2 separate regions of the Homo sapiens genome follow, and region 2 is linked to region 1. The links are chromatin loops, found by intact Hi-C in ENCODE. Cell type or tissue: B cell. All regions are shown on one strand. Links, peaks and the distances in the headings refer to the core of each region. The heading gives the core; the rest is flanking DNA. Region 1 holds the start of LOC124902912 (a long non-coding RNA gene). Region 2 has its middle 53 kb from the start of FLJ13224.

Region 1 (14,910 bases), core at 4,187-12,186:
TAGGGCTTCAACATATAATTTTAGGGGAACAATTCAGCACAAACAGAGGTCGGGAATGGAATTTTCATCCTTCTTTATGTGTAACCCATGACTTTTATGCAGACTATGTGAAAATTCTTCCTTTTTCTCAGATAATGTCATCTACTGGGAAAGAGAAAGGAAACCCAAGACAGAAGAATTTCCATCCTTTATTCCCTGGGCACCTTCTGCTCAGACTGAGAAGAGTTGCTATGTGCTGTTGGCTGTCATTTCCCGGAAAATTCCTGACCTCACCTATGCTAGTAAGATTGTGCAGTGGCTTGCCCAACAGATGAATTCCCATGGAGGCTTTTCTTCCAACCAGGTGATTAATGTAGGCCTGATATTAATAGCAATATGTTTAATGCAGAAGCTGTAACTCTATGACGAGTGAGATATTAATAGTAAAGCTATCACAACAAACCCTTTCTGAGAAGAAGAATCTTTGGTAATAAGATTCTTATTATCTTATTAATCTTATTTTATTTCCTCAACAATTATTTATTGGCCAGTTATTGTGTATGAGGCACTCTACTAGGAAGCCTCTAAATAGAAATGAATGAAATGAGGTCTCCCGTTCCAGGAATTTATGACCATTAGTATCTTCATTCACACAGCGAACATAGAATAAGTCTAGAGGACATTTTTGTCGTAAGCACCACTCTTGGTGGTACATTAGACACCTGATGATACTCTGTTCAAATTATATACGGGCCAAAAAGAAAGCTTTCGCTCTAGTTCTGTGGGCTATACACTGGGAAAAGCAAATGAAAAGAAGGAAAACAGGAGAAATGGGGGGTATGAGAAACAATGACATGTTTTTCCTTACTTGGAAACAAATTGAAAATGCAAAAAAGCAGTTTTATTTCCATGAGAAAAATCTGCATTTCTCTTTGTGTTTGGTCTTAGTTTCGGAGTAAAACCATATGCTAATGAATTTCCAAAGATCTTTTCCTGATTCTGAATTCCCTTCTTTGAAGATGAACAGAAAAAAAAGAATTATCCATGGCAGCCACAGGGGCCACTGAATTATGTAATGCCTTAACTTTTAGAAAAGCTTTGACACCATTTTTAACCAAGTAGGCTATATTTTATTAAAAATTTTTAGAAAGTAAAAATATAATTAACATTTGTTGAAAAAAATTAAGTGGAAACAATTTGCACAAGCAAGGATATTTTCCTATCATTCAGGATATTGCTTCTTGGTGTTTTGCTGACCTGTTTTAGGAAGGTTTCTAAGGGTTGATATTGAAGTCCATGGTCAAATGATGACCAATATTGTGTTGTAACTGAGCTTGGATCATTGTTTGTGCTGTTCTGTGCAGGAAACTGCAGTTTGTCTTCTTGCCATAACCCGCTACATAACCCGTGAGGCGGGGACTGAGAGCCAGGAGGGGAAGAGGGGGAGAGGATGATAATAATTTCAGCATCGCCGGCTGTGTTCACCCAGCCTGTGAAATTGTTATTAATATCCTGAAAGGGAGAGAATGATATTACTCCCCATAATAGACAGATACGACTCCGCATAATAGAGCACGAGGTATACACCCACCCTGTGATATTCTTCCTCATATTCAGAGGCCGAGAAGTTGATATTACTCCCAATATCACAGGACGTATACACCCTCGTGTTAGATGGTCCTTAATAATATTCCAAGGCGGAGTGGGTGATGTGACTACATATATGGCAGAAAGGGTACACCCCCATGGGATATTGTTCCCACGATCCTGGAGGGAAGAAAATGATATCACTTTCAATATGACAGAAGGTGGACACGGCCCCACTGATATTGTTTCTCATTGCAACGTGGGAGAGGAGGATGCGACACGCGATATCGCAGGGAGTAGAAACACCCCTGTGATACTGTTCTTAATATTCAGGGAGGAAGAGGATGATATTACTCCCAATACAGACGGGTGTACACCCTCTGTACACCAAGGTTGTACACCCGTCTGTGAAACAGTTCATAATCTCCAGAGGGGGAGATGATATTACTCACAATATGGTAAACAGGCTGTGAGTCCACCGCGGATCCTAAGAGCCAGGGGGGGAAGAGGGGCTGGCTCTCAGTCACCACAGCATGGGTGGCCTTTATGTTCAGGTTTTGCCCAAGAGTCAGCTTATTTGCTTCTAGTACTAGCAGGGTAGATGCTGCCAAGGCCCTCAAACAGGGGGGCCATCCTTTAAAAACCCTGTCTAGTTGTTTAGAGACGTAGGCCTCCGGCCTCAGCCAGGGCCCCACAGTTTGGGTTAAAAGTCCAGCTGCCATCTTTTCTCTCTCTGACACATACAATGGAAAAGGTTTTGTCAGATCGGGTAGCCCCAGGGCTGGGGCTGCCAGAAGTTTTTCCTTTAACTCATGAAAACCTTGCTGTTGTTGGGATCCCCATTCCAAAGCTTCCCGGTCCCCGCCCCCTTTGTGACCTCATACAAAGGCTTGGCTAATAACTGGAAAGTTTGGGATCCACTGTCTTCATAACCCCACAGCTCCTAAGAATTCTCTCACCTGCCTTCTGCCCTTAGGCTCTGGTAGATTGCAAACGACCTGCTTTCTTTGTGATCCCGGGCTGCATTCGGACCCCTGTCGGACAGTAAATCCCAAGTAAGGTACCTGCCATCGGTAGATCTGAGCTTTCTTCTTGGACACCTAATACCCACAGTCCTCCACTTGGGTCCTAAGGGTCTTAGGATCCACGATGGGGGTAATAGCCAGGGGGGGAAGAGGGGCTGGCTCTCAGTCCCCGCCTCGCGGGGGGTGCCTCCCCCCTCTGCGATGGGGGTTCCAAGAGCCAGGGGGGAAGAGGGGCTGGCTCTCAATCCCCACCTCACGGGGGGTGCCTCCCCCACTGCGATGGGGGTCCTAAGAGCCAGGGGGGGAAGAGGGGCTGTCTCTCAGTCCCTGCCTCGCGGGGGGTGCCTACCCCCCCTGCGGTGGGGATCCCAAGAGCCGGTGGGGAAGAGTGGCTGGCTCTCAGTCCCCGCCTCGCGGGCGGTGCCTCCCCACACTTCGATGGGGTTCCCAAGAGCCGGGGGGGTAGAGGGGCTGACTCTCAGTCCCCGCCTCGAGGGGTGTGCCTCCCCCCCCCGCTATGGGGGTCCCAAGGGCCGGGGGGGAAGAGGGGCTGGCTCTCAGTCCCCCCCTCGCGGGGGGTGCCTCCCCCCCCTGCGATGGGTGTCCTAAGAGCCAGGGGGGTAAGAGGGACTGGCTCTCAGTCCCCGCCTCGCGGGGGGTGCCTCAGCCCCCTGCGATGGGGGTCCTAAGGGCCAGGAGGGGAAGAGGGGGAGAGGATGATAATAATTTCAGCATCGCCGGCTGTGTTCACCCAGCCTGTGAAATTGTTATTAATATCCTGAAAGGGAGAGAATGATATTACTCCCCGTAATAGACAGATACGACTCCGCATAATAGAGCACGAGGTATACACCCACCCTGTGATATTCTTCCTCATATTCAGAGGCCAAGAAGTTGATATTACTCGTAATATCGCAGGACGTATACACCCTCGTGTTAGATGGTCCTTAATAATATTCCAAGGCGGAGTGGGCGATGTGACTACATATATGGCAGAAAGTGGAAACCCCCCTGGGATATTGTTCCCACGATCCTGGAGGGAAGAAAATGATATTACTTTCAATATGACAGAAGGTGGACATGCCACCACTGATATTGTTTCTAATTGCAACGTGGGAGAGGAGGATATGACACGCGATATCGCAGGGAGTAGAAACACCCCTGTGATACTGTTCTTAATATTCAGGGAGGAAGAGGATGATATTACTCCCAATACAGACGGGTGTACACCCTCTGTACACCAAGGGTGTACACCTGTCTGTGAAACAGTTCATAATCTCCAGAGGTCTCCAGAGGGGGAGATGATATTACTCACAATATGGTAAACAGGCTGTGAGTCCACTGCGGATCCTAAGAGCCAGGGGGGGAAGAGGGGCTGGCTCTCAGTCACCACAGTTTGGGGGGGCCTTTATGTTCAGGTTTTGCCCAAGAGTCAGCTTATTTGCTTCTAGTACTAGCAGAGTAGTTGCTGCCAAGGCCCTCAAACAGGGGGGCCATCCTGTAGAAACCCTGTCTACTTGTTTAGAGACTTAGGCCACCGGCCTCAGCCAGGTCCCCACAGTTTGGGATAAAAGTCCAGCTGCCATCTTTTCCCTCTCTGACGCATACAATGGAAAAGGCTTTGTCAGATCCGGTAGCCCCAGGGCTGGGGCTGCCAGAAGTTTTTCCTTTAACTCCTGAAAGCCTTCCTGTTGTTGGGATCCCCATTCCAAAGCTTCCCGGTCCCCGCCCCCTTTGTGACCTCATACAAAGGCTTGGCTAATACTGCAAAGTTTGGGATCCACAGTCTACAAAACCCCACAGCTCCTAAGAATTCTCTCACCTGCCTTCTGCCCTTAGGCTCCGGTAGATTGCAAACGACCTGCTTTCTTCCTGATCCCGGGCTGCGTTCGGACCCCTGTGGTATAGTAAATCCCAAGTAAGGTACCTGCGGTCGGCAGATCTGAGCTTTCTTCTTGGACACCTAATACCCAGGGTCCTCCAGGTGGGTCCTAAGGATCTTAGGATTCGCGATGGGGGTCTTAGCCAGGGGGGGAAGAGGGGCTGGCTCTCAGTCCCCGCCTCGCGGGGGGTGCCTCCCCCCCTGCGATGGGGGTCCGAAGAGCCTGGGGGGGAAGAGGGGCTGGCTCTCACTCCCCGCCTCGCGGGGGGTGCGTCCCCCCCCCTGCAATGGGGGTCCTAAGAGCCAGGGGGAAAGAGCCGCTGGCTCTCAGTCCCCGCCTCTCAGGGGGTGCCTCCAACCCACTGCGATGGGGGTCCGAAGAGCCTGGGGGGGGAAGAGGGGCAGGCTCTCAGTCCCCGCTTCGCGGGGGGAGCCTCCCCACACAGCGATGGGGGTCCCAAGAGCCAGGGGGGAAGTGGGGCTGGCTCTCAGTTCCCGCCTTGGGGTGTGTGTCTGCCCTGCTGCGATGGGGGTCCTAAGAGCAAGCGGGGGAAGAGGGGCTGGCTCCGGTAGATTGCAAATGACCTGCTTTCTTTCTGATCTCGAGCTGTGTTCGGACACCTGTCGGATAGTAAATCCCAAGTAACGTCGGCAGATCTGAGCTTTCTTCTTGGGCACCTAATACCCACAGTCCTCCAGTTGGGTCCTAAGGATCTTAGGATCCGCGATGGGGGTCCTAAGCCAGGGTGGGAAGAGGGGCTGGCTCTAGTCCCCGCCTCGCGGGGGGTGCCTCCCCCCTTGCTATGGGGGTCATAAGAGCCAGAGGGGGAAGAGGGTTTGGCTGTCAGACCCCGCCTCGCATGGGGTGCCTCCCCCCACTGCGATGGGGGTCCGAAGACCCGGGCGGGGTCGGGGGGGGCGGAGAGGGGCTGGCTCTCAGTCCCCGCATCGCGTGGGGTGCCTCCACCCCCTGCGATGGGGGTCCCTAGAGCCAGGGGGGGAAGAGGGGCTGTCTCTCAGTCCCCGCGTCGCGGAGGGTGCCTCTCCCCCTTGCGATGGGGTTCCCAAGAGCCAGTGGGGGAAGAGGGGCTGACTCTCCGTCCCCGCCTCGCGGGGTGTACCTCCCCCCACTGCGATGGTGGTCCCAAGAGCCAGGGGGGAAGTGGGGCTGGCTCGCAGTCCCCGCCTCGCATGTGGTGCCTCCCCACTCTGCGATGGGGGCCTAAGAGCCAGAGGTGAAGAGGGGCTGGCTGTCAGTCCCTGCCTGGCGGGGGTTACCTCCCCCTCTGCGATGGCAGTCCTAAGAGACGGGGGAAAGAGGAGCTGGCTCTCAGTACCCGCCTCGCGTGGGGTGCGAAGCGCCTGCGATGGGGGTCCTAAGAGCCCGTGGGGGAAGAGGTGCAGGCTCTCCGTCCCTGCCTCTCGGGGGGTGCCTCTCCCCCCTGCGATGGGGGTCCTAATAGCCAGGGGGGGAAGAGGGGCTGGCTCTCAGTCCCCGCCTCGTGTGGGGTGCCTCCCCTCCCCGCGATGGGGATCCCAAGAGCCGGGGAGAAGTGGGTCTGGCTCTCAGTTCCTGCCTCGCAGGGGGTGCCTCCCCCCTCTGCGTTGGGTGTCCTAAGAGCCGGGGGGGGGGGAAATGGGCTTGCTCTCAGTCCCCGCCTCGCGGGGGGTGCCTCCCCCCACTGCGATGGGGGTCCTAAGAGCCACGGGAGGAAGAGAGGCTGGCTCTCAGTCCCTGCCTCGCGGGGGGTGCCTTCCCCACCCGCGATGGGGCTCCTAAGAGCCAAGGGGGGAAGACGGGCTGGCTCTCAATCCTCGCCTCGCCGGGTGGCCTCCCACCCTGCGATGGGGCTCCTAAGAGCCACGGGGGGTAGAGGGGCTGGCTCTCAGTCCCCGCCTCGCGGTGGGTGCCTCCCCGCCCTGCGATGGGGGTCCGAAGAGCAGGGGGAAGGAGAGGGGCTGGCTCTCAGTCCCCGAATCGCGTGGGGTGCCTCCACCCCCTGCGATGGGGGTCCCTAGAGCCAGGGGGGGAAGAGGGGCTGGCTCTCAGTCCGCGCCTCGCGGAGGATGCCTCCCCCACTTGCAATGTGAGTCCTAAGAGCCAGAGGTGGGAGGGGCTGGCTCTCAGTTCCCGCCTCGCGGTGTGTGCCTGCCCCGCTGCGATGGAGGTCCTAAGAGCAAGGGGGGGAAGAGGGGCTGGCTCTGGTAGATTGCAAATGACCTGCTTTTTTTCTGATCCCGAGCTGCGTTCGGACCCCTGTCGGATAGTAAATCCCAGGTAAGGTACCTGCGGTCGGCAGGTCTGAGCTTTCTTCTTGGACACCTAAAACCCCCAGTCCTCCAGGTGGGTGCTAAGGATCTTAGAATCCGCGGTGGGGGTCCTAAGCCAGCGGGGGAAGAGGGGCTGGCTCTCAGTCCCCGACTCGTGGGCGGTGTCTTCCCCCCTTGCGATGGGGATCCTAAGAGCCAGGGGGGGAAGAGGGGCGGGCTCTCAGTGCCCGCCTCGCTGGAAGTGCCTCCCACCCATGAGATGGGTGTCCTAAGAGCCAAGGGGGGGGAATAGGGGCAGGCTCTCGATCCCCGCCTCTCGGGGGGTGCCTCCCCCCCTTGCGATCGGGGTCCCAAGGGCCAGGGGGGGAAGAGGGGCTGGCTCTCAGTCCCCGTCTCTCGGGTGGTGCCTCCCGCCACTACGATGTGGGTCCTAAGAGCCGGGGGTGGGAGGGTCTGGCTCTCAGTCACCGCCTCGTGAGGAGTGCCTCCCCCGCTGCGATGGAAGTTCTAAGACACAGGGGGGGAAGAGGTTCTGGCTCTCAGTCCCCGCCTCGCGGGGGGTGCCACGCGCCTGCATTGGGGGTCCTAAGAGCCATGGGGGGGTAGAGGGGCTGGCTCTCAGTCCCCGCCTCGTGGGGGTTGCCCCCCCCCTGCGATGGGGGTCTCAAGAGCCTGGGGGGGAAGAGGGGCTGGCTCTCAGTCCCCGCCTCTCCGGGTGTGCGTCCCCCCCCTGCAATGGGGGTCCTAAGAGTCAGGGGGAGTGAGCGGCTGGCTCTCAGTCCCCGCCTCGCAGGGGGTGCCTCCCCCGCCTGCGATGGGGGTCCGAAGAGCCTGGGGGGGAAGAGAGGCAGGCTCTCAGTCCCCGCTTCGCGGGGGTTGCCTCCCCGCACAGCGATGGGGGTCACAAGAGCCAGGGGGGAAGTGGGGCTGGCTCTCAGTTCCCGCCTTGCGGTGTGTGCCTCCCCCCCTGCGATGGGGGTCCTAAGAGCCAGGGGATGAAAAGGGGCTGGCTCTCAGTCCTCGCCTGGCGGGAGTGCCTCCCCCCCCGCGATGGGGGTCCTAAGATCCTGGGGGGGAAGAGGAGCTCTCTCTCAGTCCCCGCCTCGCGGGGGGTGCCTCCGACTCCTGCGATGGGGGTCCTAAGAGCCAGGGGGGTAAGAGGGGCAGGCTCTCAGTCCCCGCCTCGCTGCGGGTGCCTCCGTCCCTGCGATGGGGGTCCTAAGAACCAGGGAGGGAAGAGGGGCTGGTTCTCAGTCCTCGCCTCGCGGGGAGTGCCTCCCTCCACTGCGATGGGGGTCCCAGGAGCCAGGGGGGAGGTGGGGCTGGCTCTCAGTTCCCGCCTCACGAGGGGTGCCTCCCCCCACTGCGATGGGGGACCTAAGAGCAAGCGAGGGGAAGACGGGCTGGCTCCGGTAGATTGTAAATGACCTGCTTTCTTTCTTTTCCCGGGCTGCGTTCGGACCCCTGTCGATTGTAAATCCCAAGTAAGGTACCTGCCGTGGGCAGATCTGAGCTTTCTTCTTGGACACCCCATACCCACAGTCCTCCAGGTGGGTCCTAAGGATCTTAGGAACCGCGATGGGGGTCCTAAGCCCGGGGGGAAGGGGGGCTGGCTCTCAGTCCCCGCCTCGCGTGGCGTGCCTCCCCCGCTTGCGATGCGAGTCCTAAGAGCCGGGGGTGGGAGGGACTGGCTCTCAGTCTCCCCCTCGCGGTGGGTGCCTCCCCGCCCTGCAATGGGGATCCTAAGAGCCAGGCGGGGAAGAGGGGCTCTTCTCTAAGAATCAAAACACTGTCACCTTTAGCAGTGAAGGATCCAGTGAGATCCAGTTTAACGGTCATAACCGCCTACTGGTCCAACGTTCAGAAGTAACACAGGCACCTGGACAATACACAGTAGATGTGGAAGGACGCGGTTGTACATTTATCCAGGTTACAGAAATCTGCCTAAGAGGGTGATGAGTGTTTGCCAGTAAAAGAGTCAGACTGTCTGTTCAGTTCTACGTGAAGTGTTATTTGACCGTTTTGTGTATTTACATGATCAATAGCCAAAATTGCAAGTTACTTTATGAAAAGCTACTCAGCTGTCTAAGAGAAGTTTGAGGAATATTGCTATTAGAAAGTATTCTATCTTCATTAAATTACGTTATTCTGAAAACTAAAGAATTTAACCTGATTCCCTGATGATAAAGATGTAAACTGCATTAGTAATAGAAATAAACAATAGGTTCTTTCTTTTTAAAAATGTTTTATTTTTAATTTTTGTGGGTACATAGTAGGTGTAAATATTTACCGGGTGCATGATACAGGCATGCAATGTGTAAGAATCACATCAGGGCAAGTGGGGTATGCATCACCTCAAGCATTTATCCATTGTGTTACAAATGATCGAAGTATACTCTTAGTTATTTTAAAATGTAAAATCACATTACTACTGACTATAGTCAGACTGTATAATTCTTAATACAGGATGGGTTTTCTTATAATTTGCTATCCTTTCTAGGCCACCCTTAAGTACAATGTTCTCCTACCTAAGAAGGCATCTGGATTTTCTCTTTCCTTGGAAATAGTAAAGAACTACTCTTTGACTGTTTTTGACCTCACAGTGAACCTCAAGTAAGTGTCATATTTTGACAGTAACTCCCACGTGAACAAGATGGTAAAATATTTTAAAAGTTCAAACAGTAGTGAAATAACAAAATATAAATCATGGTAATGAGTTCTCATGTTGGTGGTGACAATTCTACAGCACAGTCACTTTTTAGCCGTCTGTCCGGACACCACAATTTAGTACATCTTCAGCTAAATCAGAGCTAAAATGAGGCAAGAAAACATGCAGTCTATGTGAGCAGGATTTGAAAGCTTTCACTGCACTGATGTTTCAATGATACTTTTTATTCTGTTGTATGGAAGTACTCCTAGTTTTGAAAAACAGAGATTCTATATTTCTTTCTCAAGACAAGCATGCATGGTCATATAGTAGCAAGCCCACAAATGTTTATTTTGTAACTGTAAAGAGTAACATTTTAGATTTTTACTTTTCAGAATAGAAAAACGAAATGATCCTCTTGAATTCAAGCATGATTTATAGATGCTAAAGGCTTTTAGCCTTAGTTAATATGTGGAAAACATTGAGTAAAATTAGTTTGGGAGATATTTTTTAGAATTTCTAAATAAAAATCGCTTGAGCTCCAGGGCTAAGAACTCAATGAATTGGGGAACTCTTTTTCTTTTTTGGTTTTTTTTTTTTTTTTTTTTTTTTGAGACAGAGTCTTACTTTGTCACCCAGGCTGCAGTACAGTGGCACAGTGGCACAATCTCAGCTCACTGCAACTTCCAGCTCCTGGGTTCAAAGGATTCTTACGGCTCAGCCTCCTGAGTAGCTGGGATTAGAGGCGTGCACCACCACATCTGGCTAATTTTTCTATTTTTAGTAGAGTCAGAGTTTTGCCATATTGGCCAGGCTGGTCTTGAACTCTGACCCTCAAGTGATCCACCCACCTTGGCCTCCAGAAGTGCTGGGATTACAGGTGTGAGCAACCACGCCCTGATGAACTATGGAACTCTTAACTTCATACCCCAATAGTCTTATCCAGAAGCAGGAAACTGAGCTAGAAGTTCTCCTGGGGACACATCTACTCTATAATTATGCTCATATACCACCTTTTAAGCAAAGATGTCCTCTAAGTGTTACGCAACTCTAACACTAACCTAAGTATATGTAAAAGATTTAGAAGCTCTGTTTATCAGTTCAAACTTTGAGACTGCAGGTAAGCTTAAAAGCAGGGTTTGGGGAAGATTTCATGTCCAGATAATTCATTATTTGCTCCAATTTCTGTTGCTATGTATCATCTCTTTCATTATCATTCTGGTTGTGCCTATTCACAGATGCTTGAAAATGACTTTCTTCCGATATTTTCTCTTCAGCTTTTACCTGTCCTCCAGATTTCTAGCCAATTAGTATTTATCCACCTGGCACTCTCATTATGAGATAAGTCACTTTTTAAAATTGATATCTAAACGAGTGTTTTCTTAAAATTTTCAGATACACTGGAATTCGCAATAAATCCAGTATGGTGGTTATAGATGTAAAAATGCTATCAGGATTTACTCCAACCATGTCATCCATTGAAGAGGTAAATAATAGAAGCCTAATCTTTCATCACAAAGACAGCTACATAGAGTATAAAGATAAAATAAATACTTGTTTAGCCGTAGTTTAGCAAAACAAAACTATAGAATTCTTCTTCAACATTCACCTTTGTATTTTTGCGCTAACACTGGAGAGCTGGTGTACTTCATTTGTACCAATTAGCAGTCAGTATTTCCCATGGTTCATCATATGTTTTTCTTTAGTTGCTACCTGTGTTTATGAAAACATCATGGCACCAAGGAATGTTCCATAAAACAGAACGTGACGTAGAAAAGAGTGGACATTCAGTTCTGCAGTGGCGCTGTCATTTGTTCTAATATCTATTCTCTATCCTTCCCTAACAATTTCTTCAAAGCTTGAAAACAAGGGCCAAGTGATGAAGACTGAAGTCAAGAATGACCATGTTCTTTTCTACTTGGAAAATGTAAGTTTAGCCATATTTTTTTTTCTTTAAAGTTTTTCTTTTTTCCTTCCAAGGATAATTGGATGCTTCAATTTCTTATAGATATGTATGATAGGATTTGTAAAAGGAAAAAATAAGGGACGTTAAGGATTACCAGTGTTTTATCCCACTGATCATCTTCTCCTTGCTAGTTCCAAGGCTATTTCATATATGCCCTGGCTATGTGACTAGATAGCTTTCCATTTTAGAAACATCATCTCCCTATCAAACACAGTCTGGTCACAGAGTAGATATGTAATTATTTTATAATTTGACTAAAGTCTTACAAAGTTTGCCATAATTTTTTGAAATTACAATTGTGTATTGAAGGTATGTGGTGTGATGTTTTGATATATATAGTGAGCTGATTGTTATCATCTAGCGTGACTATATGTGAATTAGCTGGCTAACACATCCCTCTCTTCACACAGTTACCTCTTCTTTTTTTGTGACAAAGCACTTAAGATCTACTCCCTTAGGGAATATTACATATACAGTACAGCATTGTTAACTGTAGGCCACCGCTGTACCTGAGATTTGTAGAATGTATTCATCCTGCACAGCTGAAGCTTTCTATCCTTTGACCAGCATCTCCCCATTTTCCCATCCCTGATAACTGCCATTCTACTGTCTGCATCTATGAACTCAACTTTAGATTTAACTTACAGGTGAGATCCTGCAGTGTTTTTTGTGTGTATCTGGTTTGTTTCATTCCACATAATGTCCTCCAAGTTCTTCAGTGTTGTTACAAATGGCAGAAATTCTTTCTTCTTTTAAGGCCGAATAATTTGTATGTGTATATGCCTCAGTTTCATTATCCATTCATCTGTTTCGAACGCTTAGGTTGATTCCTTATGTTGGCTATTGTGATTAATGAAAGAATTAGCATGGGACTGCAGCTGTCTCTTCAAAATATTCATCTCATTTTCTTTGGATGCATACCCAGAAATGGGATTGCTGGATCATAGGGTAGTTCTATTTTTATTTTACTGAGGAAATGCCAAACTATGGCATGCGCTTTAGAGACATCCTTTCTATGTGTATTGTTACCACTCACATAAATGCCTACATTCCTCTGAGACTTCCAGCTAAATTCCTCTCACCTCAATGTAAGCAAAGGAACTTGAAATTTTATATGATTTAAGGTTAACAACTCATTATTTTGCCAATATGTAAGTTAATCATACCCTAGATCTATTTAATTATGTAGATCATAAACTTCTGCGGATAATTTTCTCAGTGATTATCTTTTCTCAGACCTGCTACAATGTAATTATAATTTGTGTCATGATAGGTTTTTGGTCGAGCAGACAGTTTCACTTTTTCTGCTGAGCAGAGCAACCTTGTGTTCAACATTCAGCCAGCCCCAGGCATGGTCTACGATTAGTACGAAAAAGGTAGGCAAGCAACAGCCATGCCCTAAGGTTATTGAATGTGGTGTTTATATCTAACATTCCCTGAGCTACTAAACTTTCCAAAATCAACCTCTGTCTTCACAGAGTAAACAATAAATGGCATTACTTTGTGTTCTGGTTTCTTTATCCCATGATGTGTCTTCTGACTGAACCCATTTTCCAGTTACCAGAGTTTTTCAACACCAGAATCCTTGCAATATAACCTGACAGGGCTCCACTTGAACTTGAAATACAAGCCACACTAAGCTTCCAGGTCTTTTTGTTATTGTCATTGTTGTTCATGCTAAGACTGACTGTTCCAAGCTACTTCTGTGGACTTTGACTTAAAAAGAGGAGTGGGGAATATTCTGAAATGTTAACTTAAAAATTTGATAGATTAATTTCTAAAACATATACTAAAATGTTGTAGAGACCATACAACTGTTCCCTGGAAGGTTGGTACTATTTATTTCTTGTTGAATGCTGTGTGAAGTTTGTGGAGTGTTTGAATTCTGTCTCTATCATTTACTAATAGAATATATTTCATCAAGTGTCTTAAATATTATTAGCATATTTCTGCATAATGTATAAAATGGGAAAGTAATTGTCTCTATTTCAAAATTATTGGAAGGATTAGATCTAATGTGCTTATATCATCTATTTAATAAAAATACATGTTCCCTTTATTTTTTCAGAAGAATATGCCCTAGCTTTTTACCACATCAACAGTAGTTCAGTTTCCGAGTGAGACAAAGCAATTACTGGAAGAAGTAAAGAAATTTTATTACGTCATAAACCATTGAAAACACATCTAGTAAGAAAATGAAAACCTGAATAAGATAGGACAATAGTTGAAGAAAGAAAAGTCTCTGGTACTTCATTAGACTTGTGTAGCTGTGTACTGCATGAGTAATCTGATAATCATTAAGATTATATTAATTTCTTTAAAAATAGCTTTAAAGAATTCACAGCTATATATGTACCTTTTATAAATCTCTCATTTTTGTTTTGTAAGTTGACAGGTCAGTAAAAATTTAGGCATATATATTTGTACATATGTGTGTATATGTATATACATGTCTATGTGCCTATATATGCATGTTTTTATTTCTAAATATCTATTTATATATACATACAAATGTGTTTATTGTTTAAATGATGTTTTAAATCCCAGGTGGAGAAGCATTTCTTTTAACAAACTGATTCTTCTGTATCAAACCTGGAAAAAAATCATGAACCATCTGACATCGTGAACAGTCTGCAGTGGGCTATGGTTTCTTGACAAGTCTTATTTCCTTATCATCCCATTAAATGTTGTCATTTTGCATCTGAGTCTATGACTTTTTTTTCTTCCAGTACTCTATTCACAGTTTTAATCCTAGAAAACGCAGGGATTTTTTTTTGACAGCAACTTGAATAATTTGCTGTATGGCTGTCAACTCTAAATTTGAGTATTTAGACATTATGGAACACAGAGTTAAATTCTTCCATATACAAAGAAAGAGAGAGAGAGAAGTGGGGGAAGAGAAAGAAGGAGACTAAGTGAAAGTTGAAATGGACTCCATGTTAATTCAAGGAAACGAAAATAAACGCACAAAACACGTAGACTTGAATGTATCTTCCAAGATCAAATCTGCCTCAGGCCTAATCCAACGTTGCCCATCCCGTTGGAGCAAAGGCATTGCTTGTGCAGAGGATCGGCCAGGACGTCCTATGCTTGCATCCTTACTCACCAGGTAAACACGCTCCTCATGCTCCAGATGTAGCCAGTTGTCACCCCCGGGGGATACTGGTCAGGTACTCAGGGATGGTTAAGAAATGGTTGTGGCCCGCCTCAGACCACCCCACGCAGTGGGCTGAGTCAATTTCCAAAGCGCAGAGACAGCATTGCAAAGGCACAGTGTGCCGGGATGGGCCCTGGACATACACTGTGCAATCCATCTCAGATGAGGTATTGGGAGCAAGTTGGTGTGTCCCAGGCCACAGGCACTTCTCACATCCCACCTGAGTGGGAGCCATCACAGGCTAGCATCCTCTTGTCCTGCCCTGATCCTGGTTTTCTGCCTGGCTTTGCAGAAAACCTGGAAGGATCCTGGGGGAGACATCTCACAGAAGACAGTCCCAGAACATGGAATGTGACCTTGTTTGGAAATTGGGTCTTTGCATATGTTACCAAAGTA
Region 2 (14,910 bases), core at 3,043-11,042, 150 kb before region 1:
GCAAAGTAAAAAAAAATCTATTTACCGGTAAGAGGAGGTGCCAGGAGGTCATGTAACTTGAATGAAAGAATCTGCTTTTCTTATTTGAAAGCCTTTGTTCTCTAAACTGTCTCCTGTCTGCTGCAGTAATGCTGTCCTAACCCTCATTGGAAACTATTCCCTGGGTCTCTTCTTGCCTCCCTTCTTTCTGAAGGCTGAAATGAGGGGCAAGTTTAACTTTTGCAGATACGTTGATCTTTAACTTAAATCAAATTCTGTTTTTTAATTTTGATAATGTTCAAAGTACCTATTATCTGTCTTTTTGTGGAGAAAACTGCTGGAGGTTTAGTGAAACGATATCTTAAAACAATTCATCAAGGTGGCTGCTCTGCAGTGAACAATAGAAGGTACCCTGGGAGCTCTTCTATTCAGCGTCCCTAGAACAGTTTCCTAGTGCCCCAGATTTAGCATTGTAGTGGCCAGGCAATCATTTTTGTGTGATGTTCAGTGAACTCGGAAGGGAGGAGAAAGCCAAATTAGATCAAAGATAGATAATTTCACAGGCTCATGTTCTCAAAGAAAGGGATCTGCGGGTTCTGTCTAACAATTTCTCAAGCTGTGGAGTTTGGTTACTCATTGTAGTCATGAGAATGCTTTAGGTATCAAATACCTTACACCCTGGTTAGAAACTGCTTGTTATTGTATGTTGACTAGGGGGTCTTAGACAAACTTAGTTGCAAGCTTTAGCATGAAAGAACTTAGTCATTCAGTTTAGAGAGAGACAAAAGATTTTTTTGCGAAAGCCTGCTCTTTATCTGAAAGGGGAAAATGATTTATTCTGTTTTACAGCATTTATTCTCTAAACTTCTATGGCTTATATTAGCTTAACTGTGTCTCCAGGTATTGGCTTTTTTTTTTTTTTTTTTTTCAGACAGAGTCTTGCTCTTGTTACCCAGGCTGGAGTGCAATGGCGTGATCTCGGCTCACTGCAACCTCCGCCTCCTGGGTTCAAGCGATCCTCCTGCCTCAGCCTCCCGAGTAGCTGGGATTACAGGCGCCTGCCACCACGCCCAGCCAATTTTATATTTTTAGTAGAGATAGGGTTTCACCATGTTGGCCAGGCTGGTCTTGAACTTCTAACCTCAGGTGACCCACTTGCCTCAGCCTCCCAAAGTGCTGGGATTATAGACGTGAGCCACCACGCCCAGCCAGTATTGGCTTTTTGCAAATAAAAGAGAAGGATTGTTTTTGCTTACATTTATATTTAAATCTCAAAATAATTAAAACTAAAAAATCTCAAATTATTTAGTAAGTTCCTGGTAGAGTTAAAATAGAAACCTGAAAAATTATACTTTTTTTTTTTTTCCTTTCCTTTTCTTTTTTTTTTTTTTTTTTTTGAGACAGAGTCTCACTGTGTAGCCCAGGCTAGAGAGCAGTGGCTCAATCTCAGCTCACTGCAACCTCTGCCTCCTGGGTTCAAGGGATTGTCCCACCTCAGCCTCCCGAGTAGCTGGGATTACAGGCATGTGCCACCATGCCTGGCTAATTTTTGTATTTTTTGGTAGAGACAGGGTTTCGCCATGTTTGCCAGGCTGGTCTCGAACTCCTGACCTCAAGTGATCTGCTCGCCTCAGCCTCCCAAAGTGCTGGGATTACTGGTGTGACCCACCATGCCTGGCCATACTGTTTTTTTTTTTTTTTTTCCCCTCAAGTAAGTGTATACTTGGCCTCCAATTAACTTTACAAATCTCTTCAATGTTGATCTGTCACTGATGGCTTCTTCATGAGACATTCCAAAGCCTTTATCTTATTTACCCAGCCTCTCCACAGTACTTAATACGATTGACAGTTTCTTTCTTGAAATACTCTTGGTTGAAAACACACTTTCTAGGTTTTCCTTGGACCTCAGATGCTCACTGGCCCAGGCTTCATCTTCAGCCTTCTTCCTAGATTATCTCCATTCCATGGTCCCAGATACCATATGAAATATGCAGACATCTCCCATATCTGTCTCTAGAGATTTTTATCAGTCCTGCTGGCAGGAAATAGATGGCTTACTGAAATTGGATAATTTGAGGAAAGTTTAATAAAAGGACCTTTACAAAGTTGTATGTAGGGTATAGGGAAACCTCAGGGTGAGTTTAGTTCTTGGGACTAGTAACATTGGAGTCCTGTTACTACTACTCCTGGGTCTGAAGATTGAATAGAGGGAGTTGGTTAATGGAACCAGGAGACCAACAGGCTATCTAAAAAGAGTGGGGGCCTGGAGGAAGCAGTAGGAGTAAATATTCTCACTCTCCAGATTGGCCAACTCCATCATTAGTGCCTTCACACCTGTTTGTTTTCTCTGACCCGTTTCCCTACCATCCTATAACTAGGCAACACCTACTTATTTATCCTTCAGGTTTAAGCTGAGGCATTACTTGGGGAAGCATTCCAGAATAATTCCTCTTTCTTCCAACACACACACGTACAAAATAACATGCTACATGGGTTCCAAGAGAGCATGAAGCACTGTTTAGTCACCACTACAGCTCCCAGAGGGGTTGATTAGGATATATTAATAGCAGGGTCACAATAAATATTTATATTGATTGATTGCTTACAACCTGGTATTTTCAGAAATCATATTCTTAGAAGAGTTGAATTTATCCCAACTGTCTTGAATTTTATTCAAGAATGTTAAAAAATACTTTGAAGAAATTTTAAGTACACAGAAAAGTTGAAAGAATAGTATAATAGTATAACTTTCACCTAGATCCACAAATGCAACATTTTACCATATGTGCTTTATCTAATTTCTTTTGCTGAATCATTTGAAAGTAAATTGTAACACCATGATACTTCACCCCTAAATACACATTCATCTAGGAATAAGAATATTCTCCTCCCTAGCCATAATGTCATTGCCATATCTGAGCTGATTAAGAATAACTCAATATCCAATATGATAGATCTGTATGGAATAAATTGTCCCTATCATCCCAAAGTGTCTTTTAAAACATTTTCTCCTCATCCGGGGTCTAGTCCAAGGTTCAGGCATACTTTTGGTTATATCTTTCCTCTTTTAATCTAGAATAGTCCTCTGCTTTTTCTGCCCATGGCAATGAACATTTTGAAGTGTCTAAGCCAATTGTCTTGTAAAATATCCCCTATCCTGGATTTTTCTGGCTATGTTTTATTATTATTATTTTTTATTTTGAGACAGAATATCCCTCTTTTCCCAGGCTGGAGTGCAGTGGCATGATTATAGCTTACTGTAACCCTGAATGCCTGGGCTCAAGCAATTCTCTTGCCTCAGCCTCCTGAGTATCTGGGACTACAGGCCTGTGCCACCATGCCTGGCTATCTTCTTTTTTGGTAGGGATGGGGTCTCACTATGTTGTCCAGGTTTGGTTGTTTTCTTAGTAGATGTGGATTTTACTTTTGGCAAGGATATAGCATAGATTGTGTGGTGCCTCTGTTACTGCATCATGTCAAGAAGCACACAATGTCAGGTTGTCCCACTGTTGGTGATGCTAAGATTAATCGCTGGGTTAAGATCGCCAGATCTTTTTCCATTTTAAAGTATATATCTTTTCTTTTGTAAATGAACAAAATAATCTGTGGGGTAATACTGTGAGACTTTTAAAACAACCTTTCATTGAGCACCTACGTACAAGGCCCTACTAAGTGTTCTAAGTAGTCCCTTGATGCTTGAGAAATCGTGTGGCTAGAATCGTGAAGTCCTTTTTGAGAATCGTAGCATACTAAGATTGTGGGGCTTTTTTCTTGTCATTTAATTGTGTGTGACTTTTATTTTCTATTCAGAAATAAGTATGTAGTGGATGGGGGTAAGGGTTATGTTTGGCACGTGAGCTTATTAGTTAATATCACCAGGGCATAGATGAATAAACAATGGAATTAGAGTCAGGAGACTTGAATTTAAATCCTGGTTTTGCTACTTACTGGCTTTATGATCTTTGATAATTTTTCTCTGAGCTCATTTCCTTTGTAAGTGGAGGAAATAATACCAAACACAGCTGTAGTAAGAGCAAAATGAGGATCATAGAGGGCCTGGCCTATAATAGGTGCACAGTGATAAGCACCTAATGATAAACTTGTTCCCTCATTTGTTCTTTAATCTTTAGGAATGAAGTCTAATTGGATATGCTAAGAATGAAAACTTTTTTGATCTGTAGTTATGATGAACACAGGAAAGGTCTTAAACAGTTCACATCAACAACCACCCCTCTGCCCCCATAAAAAAGCTCAAAGCTTTCTTAGGTTTCAGTGCTTAAAGGAGAATATGTATTCACTACAAGATTATTATGCTTTGGCAGCACATGAATCCCAGGATTGGGAAATTGTAGAGAGGGCATGAAGCTATGCCAGATATAATTAAGCTGCACAAAAAGTATGTTGAAATCCAGAGGGTGGCCAAGATAGGCTCTCAGGATGATTTTTTGAAGGAATGATTATATTAGATTCAGGGAGTACATGTGCAGGTTTGTTACTGGGCTCTATTGCGTGATGCTGAGGTTTGGGGTGTGAATGTCACTCAGATAGTAAGCACAGTACCTAACAGTTTTTCAACCCTTGTCACCTTCCCCCTTCCAGTAGTCCCCACTGTCTGTTGTTGCCATCTTTTTATGTCCATGAGTACCCATGGTTTAGCTTCCACTTATGAATGAGTATATGTGGTATTTGGTTTTCTGTTCCTGTGTTAATTTGTTTCGGGTAGGCCTACCCAAGGATGATTTTTTAAAAATTTTATTATTATTATACTTTAAGTTTTAGGGTACGTGTGCACAACGTGCAAGTTTGTTGCATATGTATACATGTGCCATGTTGGTGTGCTGCACCCATTAACTCGTCATTTAGCATTAGATATATCTCCTAATGCTATCCCTCCCCATTCCCCCCACCCCACAACAGTCCCCAGTGTGTGATGTTCCCCTTCCTGTGTCCATGTTTTCTCATCGTTCAATTCCCACCTATGAGTGAGAACATGCGGTGTTTGGTTTTTTGTCCTTGCGATAGTTTGCTGAGAATGATGGTTTCCAGTTTCATCCATGTCCCTACAAAGAACATGAACTCATCAGTTTTTATGGCTGCGTAGTATTCCATGGTGTATATGTGCCACATTTTCTGAATGCAGTCTATCGTTGTTGGACATTTAGGTTGGTTTCAAGTCTTTGCTACTGTGAATAGTGCCGCAATAAACATACATGTGCATGTGTCTTTATAGCAGCATGATTTATAATCCTTTGGGTATATACCCAGTAATGGGATGGCTGGGTCAAATGGTATTTCTAGTTCTAGATCCCTGAGGAATCGCCACACTGACTTCAAATGTAATCCAGCATATAAACAGAACCAAAGACAAAAATCACATGATTATCTCAATAGATGCAGAAAAGGCCTTTGACAAAATTCAGCAACCCTTCATGCTAAAAATTCTCAATAAATTAGGTATTGATGGGACGTATCTCAAAATAATAAGAGCTATCTATGACAAACCCACAGCCAATATCATACTGAATGCACAAAAACTGGAAGCATTCCCTTTGAAAACGGGCGCAAAACAGGGATGCCCTCTCTCACCACTCCTATTCAACATAGTGCTGGAAGTTCTGGCCAGGGCAATCAGGCAGGAGAAGGAAATAAAGGGTATTCAATTAGGAAAAGAGGAAGTCAAATTGTCCCTGTTGGCAGATGACATGATTGTATACCTAGAAAACCCCATTGTCTCAGCCCAAAATCTCCTCAAGCTGATAAGCAACTTCAGCAAAGTCTCAGGATACAAAATCAATGTACAAAAATCACAAGCATTCTTATACACCAATAACAGACAAACAGAGAGCCAAATCATGAGTGAACTCCCATTCACAATTGCTTCAAAGAGAATAAAATACCTAGGATGGTTTTTGAAGAGTAAAATTTGGCTGTGCTGTAACAGCTCTGTGGAACCAATTCATAAAACATGCTGAAATAGTACAACACACCTCTTAGCCTCAAGGCCCAAAGTTCCAAGCATAGTTATTGAAGCCAGGCCGGTTGCCTGCTTTGGCCAGTCTAGACTCCTTGAACAACTCCAAGGGGGCAAGCACCATTCAAGTTATAGGTTACAGAGATGGTGCTCCTTTTGCCCAGTTATGCTAGTGCTAAAGACAATGCTATTTAAGTGCACAGTTCCAGGGGCGCTTGTGGCTCTAGCAGCTTGAGGCTGCTTCTTTAGCTCTTTATCAGGCAGATTTTCTTCTTCTTCTTCTTCTTTCTAATAGAGCTGGGGTCTCGCTATATTGGCCAGGCTGGCCTCAAACTCCTGGCCTCAGGCCTTCCTCCTGTCTTGGCCTCCCAAAGTGCGGAGATTACAGATGTGAGCTATCACCCCTGGTCCAGGCAGATTTTCTTTATAACTTTTTTTTTTTTGTTCTTTTCCAAGTAAGCCAGTGATGAGAGATGCAGTAAGCATTATCTTTATGACTGTATCTAGAGCATCCTTGGGATGCCAGTTTCAATTGCTAAAAGGAAAAAAGTCTGTCATAATGCAGTTAATTTTTTTTTTGAGACAGAGTCTCTCACCCAGGCTGGAGTGCAATGGCACGATCTCGGCTCACTGCAACCTCCACCTCCCAGGTTCAAGCCATTCTCCTGCGTCGGTCTCCTGAGTAGCTGGGATTACAGGCGTGTGCCACCATGCCCAGCTAATTTTTGTATTTGACGGGGTTGCACCATGTTGGTCAGGGTGGTCTCGAACTCCTGACCTTGTGATCCACCTGCCTCGGCCTCCCAAAGTGCTGGGATTACAGGTGTGAGCCACTGCACCCGGGCAATGCAGTTAATTATAAATTTCATTTTCTTCTGAAGAGCTAAAACTATTTGATATATGATTCCCAGTAAACTATGAATTATTGAGGAGGCTGCCAGGAAGAACTAGCTAAGCCCTTTGCTGCTACTGTGACCAGCAACTTTTCCATCCTGGCCATGCAGCTTCCTTTATCGCGTATTGCCATATGAATGTCCACTAGGTGGTGCTAGTTACACGTCATACTCAGTGTTGTAGGCACATCCAGTTTAACACAGTTTTTATAGATGCAGAAGCTTACCTAATGGTTACCCAGTGAGTTAAAACTGGAGTTATTTCATTGCTTCATCCACAGTCAGCTAAGCAATTATTTCACCTCAACTGTAAACCTTAGAAACACGTTTTAAAAGTTTGGAGAACCTAATTTCTATTTCCCTTTGACCAAGATAATTTTAATCTTTAATAACAGCTAAGAGCCAACCCTTACTTTTTCTGTAATTAATTTTATATTATCACAAAGGAGGAAGAAGGTATATTTGTATCCACCTTCTTCCTTCCCCAAATGCCATTTTCCTAGAAGACTGCCGTTGCGGATAAAGACATGCAATGTGATTTGCAACCCTTGGATATCACAGACATGGTGGCCACATTTCTAAACTTTTAGGACAGCTGGATTTCTGTCCAGTGTATTTTTGGAGATTGAGTTGATGTCATACCATTGAGGCCAGAAGCTACCAAACCTTTCCTAAAGCCTCCAGTCAACCTGGTTGTGAATGCAGCGTGTTGCCACTGTCTTTAAAGCTGTGATTTCTAAAGTTATATGTAAGACTGGCCCATTGAAGTGTGCAAAGTAAAAATTAGAACTCCTATTTCTGTTGATTTTTCCTCATTTTCTCTCCTGTCCTGTTTGTATATGTTTTATAATTTACATAATATTAGCAGAGTCCTACCTGTGCACAGTTCATAACAAGGAAGCATGCTGGGGCACATATACTTTTTTAAAAAAATAATTGGAAAGAGATAAAAAAGGTTTGGAGAGAGCTGCATACTTCTCTGTGCATTACATTTCAATAAGAAGTTTAGTTTACTTTTTTTTTTTGAGATGGAGCCTGCTCTGTCACAGTGCAGTGGTACGATCTCAGCTCACTACAACCTCCGCCTCCCGGGTTCAAGCGATTCTCCTGCCTCAGCCTCCCAAGCAGCTGGCACTACAGGTGTGCACCACCACACTTGGCTAATTTTTGTACTTTTAGTAGAGATGGCGTTCTACCATGTTGGCAAGGGTGGTCTCAAACTCCTGACCTCAAGTGATCCGCCTGCCTCGGCCTTCCAAAATGTTGGGATCACAGGCATGAGCCACTGCGCCTGGCCAGAAGTTTACTTTTTCAAGTACCTGAAGATCACTAATAATTTTAGAGTGATGGAGGGTTGGAAATGGGGGCGTTTATTTTCAAGTCCAAGAGATCATTTTGGTTGGTGAAATATTACAGAAAATGGCCTATGGACCTTTCCTGGATTTGAGGGAGAAGAAGAAATAATAGTTGCCAGAACTGTTTTCTGTTACACGCTGATCAAACGTTTGTTCCCTCTCCCACAGTGTAATGTTTCCTCCCCCTGCCTTTATCGCATACAGTGGTGTGTTTTTCAGAATGGGATATCCTCCTTCGGGAGTAAAGTTATTGAGCATACCTTGTCATTGGTGGAAAGGAAAAACAAATACAAAAACTGGGCAGTTACCTGGGAGCGTCTAGTTTCTTCCTTTGCCTTCCATTCAGTTGGGTAACTACAATTCTCAGCCTCAAATTATTTTTTCTTAATCATGTTGAAAATCCATGGAAAATAGTAAGAATGACCAAACTGGTCTCTTCATTAAGGATGGGTCTCCACATTCGCCGGTTTTACTATTGAGGGCATTGAAATGGGCCATGACAGATAAAGTTACTCACCAGGCTTTTTAAAGAAGGTTGAAAATGGATGGTAGAAAATCAGCAGTTAAATTTAGATTCAGCAGTTGTAAAAATGAAGCTCCACAGCTGCCCTAACATGACAGATAATAAAGAATACAAGAAATACTAGGAAAAGGTTCACCTGGAACAGAATCAAGTCACAATATTGTGGGAGAGATTATCAGTGGATGGAGAAGCCAAGAAAACTTATTTCAGGGAAAACAAATGTGATTCCATAACTTAGCAGTGCAGTAATAGATGTTGCCAAGTACTAGAAGACCTCAAGTGATCTGCCCACCTCAGCCTCCCAAAGTGCTGGGATTACAGGTGTGAGCTACTGCACCCAGCCTAAGATATTTTTTTTTTTTAAAAAGACATCACTTGTAAATCCAGCTCTCCATCCCCATCCCCCAGTTCAGTAACAACCTTGGTCTTTTGTCTTCCATATCAGGGCTCAGCATCTAGGTCCTCCTCTTTTCCGGTAGTTCTTTATGTTTCACTGCCGCATAGGCAGTTTTCCATGTCAGTAGATGGCGGAAGAGTCAAAGAGGTTTGTTTTCTCCCGTCCAGCATTATCAGCCCGATGCAACACTGGCAGGGAGAAGAGATGGGAACTTGAGTGGTTTCATTTGTGTAGCTACAAGGAAAGAAAATTTAGGGGAAGAGGAGGTGATCCATGTTTGGAAAACTAGATTATAAAGGAACATGTATTTTCTTAGATGAACAAGGAATGCTGGCCACAGATGGTTTCTCCAGGTTTGCATGTCTGTGAAGAGCCTTGTACCCACCAGCTCCTTTATGCCATCTCTTCATGTGGAATCTTTAGCAGGAGATGAAACCTGGCTAAAGTGATCTGACAGTTAAGGTCCAAAATGAATCCTCGCAGTGACAGTTCTGCAAAGCACCAGACAAAAGTAATTAAGACAGTAGGAGCAGCAGTTGGAAAAAGTGATGGCAAATGAGTGAGGCAGTTATCCAGTAATTTCTTGTTAATTTTAGTCATTTGCTTACAAAGAAAAATATAATGTTTTGTTAAATACATGCACTCTTACTTCTTTTGTCCTCATTGATGATGGAACTGTGACTGGAATTAGAAATTCAGCTTCTGTGTTTAAAACTGGGCCTGGTGTGGTGGCTCACACCTGTAATCCCAGCACTTTGGGAGGCTAAAGTGGGAGGATTTCTTGAGGCCAGGAGTTTGAGACCAGCCTGGACAACATAGCAAGACCCTGTCTCTACAAAAAATAAAAAAACGTAGTTGAACATAGTGGCATGCACCTGTAGTTCTAGCTACTTGGGAGGTTGAGGTGGGAGGATTGCTTGAGTTCAGGATTTCTAGGCTGCAGTGAACTATGATCGTGCCACTGCACTCCAGCCTTGGAGATGCAGCAAGACTTGAGACTTTGTCTCTTAAAAAAAAAAAAACCCAAATCAAAACCACTCCTGAAGCATTATATGCCCACTTTTTAGGAATCTATCCAAAGTAGATACTTGAAGTATCACATGATATAAAAAAAATTTACTCAAAATGGATCAAAGACCTAAATGTAAGAGCTCATAAAACTCTTGAAGGGAACATAGGTATAAATATTTATGACCTTGGATTAGGTAACAGTTTCTTAAATATGACACCAAAAGTACAAATAACAAAAGAAAAAAAGATAAATTGGGCTTCATCAAAATTAAAAACTTTTGTGTATAAAGGACACTATCAAGAAAGTGAAGGGCCGGGCCTGGTGGCTCACAGCTGAAATCCCAACATTTTGGGAGGCCAAGGTAGGAGGATTGCTGGAGTCCAGGAGTTTGAGAGTTTGAGACTAGCCTAGGTAACATAGTAAGACCCCAACTCTATTTAAGAAAAGGTAAAAAAAAAAAAAAAAAGAAAAAAAGAAAAAGTGAAAACACAACTTATAGGATGGGAGAAAATATTTGTAAATTGTTTCTGTGATAAGGGCATACTATCCAGAATATATAAATAACTTTCATATGTCAACAATGAAAAGACAAACAATCCAATTAAAAATTGGGCAAAGGGCTGAGCATGGTGGCTCATGCCTGTAATCCCTGTACTTTGGGAGGCTGAGCGGGCAGATCATTTGAGGTCAGGAGTTCAGACTAGTCTGGTCAACATGGTGAAACCCCGTACCTACTAAAAAAAATACAAAAAAAATTAGCTGGATGTGGTTGTGCATGCCTGTAATCCCAGCTTCTCAAGAGGCTGAGTCAGGAGAATCCCTTGAATCTGGGAGAGAGAGGTTGCAGGGAGCCAAGATTGCACCACTGCACTACAGCCTGGGTGACAGAGTGAGGCTCCATCTCAAAAAAAAGAAAAAAAGGCCAGGCAAGGTGGCTCATGCCTGTAATCCAGCACTTTGGGAGGCTGAGGCAGGCAGATCACTTGAGGTCAGGAGTTCGAGACCATCCTGACCAACATGGTGAAACCCCATCTCTACTAAAAATACAAAAATTAGCCGAGCATGGTTGTGCATGCCTATAATCCCAGCTACTTGGGAGGCTGAGGCAGGAGAATGCTTGAACCTAGGAGGCAGAGGTTGTAGTGAGCTGAGATTGCACCATTGCACTCTAGCCTGGGCAACAGAGCGAGACTCCATCTCAAAAAAAAGAAAAGAAAAGAAAAAAGTTGGGCAGAGGATTTAAATAGCCATTTCTTCAATGAAGATATATAAATGGCCAATAAGCACATGAAAAGATGCTCACCTTCATTAGTTATTGAAGAAATGCAAATCAGAACCACACCTAATTGAATGGCAATAATAATAAGGAAAAGGAAAATAAGTATTGGCACAGATGGAAATTAGAACCCTAATGCATTGCTGGTAGGAATGGAAAATGGCACAGCTGCTGTGGAAAAGTTTGGTGGTTCCTCAAAATGTTAAACGTAGATTGAACCTGCAATTCCACTTCTAGCTGTATACCCAAGAGAACTGAAGACATATGCCCACATCAAAACTCGTCCAAAAATGTTCACAGCATCACTATTCACAACAGCCAAAAGGTAGAAACAACCCAATGTCCATCAACTGATGAATAGATAAACAAAATGTGGTAGTACATCCAAAGAGTGGAATACTAATTCAGGCATAAAAAATAGTTCAGCCAAAAAGGAATGAAGCACTGATATATGCTACAACATGGATGCATCTTGGAAATACTATATACTAAGTGAAACAAGCCAGACACAAAAGAACAAATGTGATATGATCCCATTTATATGAAATGTCCGGAATAGGCAAATCCATAGAGACGGAAACTAGATTAGTGGTTGCCAGGCAATGGGGGTAGGGAGGAATTGGGAACGACTGCTAATAGGTATGGAGTTTCTTTATGGGGAGATGGCAACGTTCTGGAATTAGTGGTGATGTTTGTACAACCTTATGAGTATACACAAAACACTGAACTGTACACTTGAACGTGGTTAAAATGTTAAATTTTGGGTTTTATGCATTTTATCTCAGAATATTGCAAACAAAGATTTAGCTACAAGGATGTTCACTAAATTGTTTCTCATATAGAAAAAAAGGAAGAGAAAAAACTGAAGGGTTCAGTAGCGTATTACTTGAATAAATTGTGCTAGAGTTGTATGTACACATTTGTAGAAATGAACTTATTGATGTGAAAAGATGTTTATGATATCAAGTGAAGAAAAACCAGTTCTAAGGTAATATTTAAGGAATTATCCTATTTTTTGAAAAAAACCAAAATACACTAGAGAGGAGTGAGTGGAAGTCCATACACTAATGTGTTAGGGAGGCTGGGCGCGGTGGCTTACGCCTGTAATCCCAACACTTTGGGAGGCCGAGGTGGGCGAATCACCTGAGATCAGGAGTTTGAGACCAGCCTGGCCAACAGGGTGAAACTCCGTCTCTACTAAATATACAAAAATTAACTGGGCGTGGTGGTGGGCGCCTGTAATCCCAGCTACTCGGGAGGTTGAGGCAGGAGAATCACTTGAACCCAGGAGGCGGAGGTTGCAGCGAGCTGAGATCGTGCCACTGCTCTCCAGCCTGGGAAATAAGAGTGAAACTCCATCTTAAAAAAAAAGAAAAGAAAAAAAAAGTTACTTTTACTATCAGCTGCAAGGCAAATAGGAGACATTTATTAGCTTTTTACTAGCTGTGTGACTTTGGGAAATTTACATAACTTTTGTGCCCCCTTTTTCTTTCCGAAAAATGGGAATCATAATAAAGCCTCCCTTACTGAGGTAGCCATGGAGGAGCGGCACTCAGATTTCCCTTCAAGAAAGGGCTCGCTGTTCAGCCGTTAAGGAGCGCAGTCAGCAGATGCCTTCAGCCATTAGCACCTTTGGAACGAGGTCTCACCTTCGGAGGTGAGACCTTGATCTCCTAAGGTAGCCCCCAGCTAGTGACTGAGCTCAGTGGCTTCCGGGCTTGGGCACTGCAGCCTAAGATGAGCCTCCTCTACTGGCCAGCTCTTGTCCAGAGTTGCTGATCAGATTGGCCCAGGCTTTGTCAGGTCTGCAGCGCGGTCTGAGACTCTCCCTGCCCAAACCCACTTCCCCGCTTTCCTTTAATAGGTGTCAGATCTGCAGCACGGTCTGAAGAATTTCCCTGCCCAGCCTTGCTTTTTCTGACTTTTATCTTTCACCAGTGCTGTCCCACGGTTAACCTCTTGTACTCCTAGCTCCATCTGCTTTCAGAGGACCCAACTGACACACTTAGGTGTGTCATAAGCCACAAGTGTGACAGCACATGAAAATGCTGGACGGTGCCTGGCACACAGTAAGGCTTCAGTGACTGCTATCACTGGCATTATGTGACTGATCGGCTTTTTATTATAAAATGAGGTTTTGTTTTTGGTCACTGCTATTTTCTCATTTATTCCTGATTTGGCTTCCACCATCCTTTTCTACTGGCATATAAATGTAAGACTGTGTATATACTGATTAAAAATTTTAAATAAAAGTTTTATTGTTGATGTATATCTATGAAGGAAAAATTTAAACAAATATTGGCTAGCATTTGGCAAAGAAATTAGAAACAAGAAAACGAAGAGAAGAGAAAGTGTATGTGAAGATAGTACATTCTGTGAGGACAATTTTATTTAGTATTTAAACAGTGTTATATGTCGTATCCTCTTAACCACTCATTCACACACACACACCCCTCCATAAGAATTCTTCTTTGTCAGTATTTATTTTTTTGAGACAAGGTCTGGCTCTGTCACCCTGGCTGGAGTGCAGTGGCACAATCAGGGCTCACTGCAGCCTCGATCTCCCAGGCTCAAGCCATCCTCTCGCCTCAGCCCTCCAAGTAGCTGGGACTACAGGCCCGCACCACCACGCCTGGCTAATTTTTTTTTTTTTTAGTTTTACTAGAGATGAGGTCTTGCTATGTTGCCCAGGCTGGTCTCAAACTCCTGAGCTCAAGTGATCATTCCACTTTGGCCTCCCAAAGTGCTGGGATTACAGGCGTGAGCCACCGCGCCCAGCCTAAAAGTTCCATTTTTAAAATTCTTGGGTTGGTAGCTTAAATCCATCTCCTTCTGCTAGAGTAGGCATGCTTTTTATTCCTCAGAAGGTTTCAAACTTGGGCTTTCCCAGCCTTTTTACTTTTCTAACATGTTAAGTAGATTGAATAGATTTTTCTATGTCATTGACAAGTTTATTGACTAGTTATAGAAGTCATTTAAAAAATACCTCCTGTGACATGATTCCCATCATTTTCCAAATTGGGAGCACCTACTGGATACCGATGGATGACACCAGCCTTCAGAGGCTTTAGAAACCTTGTGCTTTTTGGCAAATCCGACACAATATAAACAATGCAAACTGCTTGTTTGATATCAATGTATGCATTTGAATCCGTCTCTTTTTGATGGTGGAACACACTTTGTTTGCATAAGATCTACCAGAGAAGCTGGTCAGCAGGTTTTTACCCTGAACATCCCTGGTAATGGTAACTAGTTGGAATTTAAGAAATGCAACTTCGTCAGAAATTATTCTCTTCAAAAATATGACCTTAGAGACCATCGGATAATATTTTGGCTCTTTGAGTCTTTGTGACTAATATTAAACATGGCAGGCATTTTCACATCATGTCAGTCTAAACAGAGGGTCAACCCTTTTATTCTCGGCTCTATTTTTTTTTTTTTCTTGAGACGGATTCTTGCTCTGTCATCCAGGCTGGAGTGCACTAGGGTGATCCTGGCTCACTG

What was found. A loop is a pair of places that touch in the nucleus more often than their neighbours do. Peaks named below come from ENCODE experiments on the same cell type or tissue, not always from the same donor. Only the 100,000 strongest peaks of a DNase experiment are listed, where the experiment ranks them.
Region 2: it touches region 1 in a loop (30-fold over the local background); 11 of 110 quality-filtered maps call a loop at or near these places.

Annotation. Positions count from the first base shown.
Region 1 is chr12:31,110,804-31,125,713 of GRCh38, reverse strand. It overlaps LOC124902912 (a long non-coding RNA gene), which reads right to left and starts at 8,454. Exons shown (of 5, transcript XR_007063268.1): 1 at 8,173-8,454; 2 at 4,414-4,488; 3 at 2,526-2,600; 4 at 1,571-1,746; 5 at 1,087-1,491. It also overlaps the pseudogene OVOS2P. RefSeq lists enhancers at 4,208-4,737, 7,390-7,919, 7,920-8,450. In B cell, for the core only: CTCF peaks have their summits at 8,217 and 8,419; DNase peaks (open chromatin) are centred at 6,203, 6,603, 7,143, 8,423 and 2 weaker places; H3K4me3 peaks cover 2,709 bases; H3K27me3 peaks cover 3,360 bases.
Region 2 is chr12:31,264,151-31,279,060 of GRCh38, reverse strand. It overlaps the pseudogene LOC100419525. Among named protein-coding and RNA genes, the nearest start is that of FLJ13224, 53 kb to the left of the region's middle. RefSeq lists a silencer at 1-106. In B cell, for the core only: a CTCF peak has its summit at 6,998 (motif pointing right); a DNase peak (open chromatin) is centred at 6,990.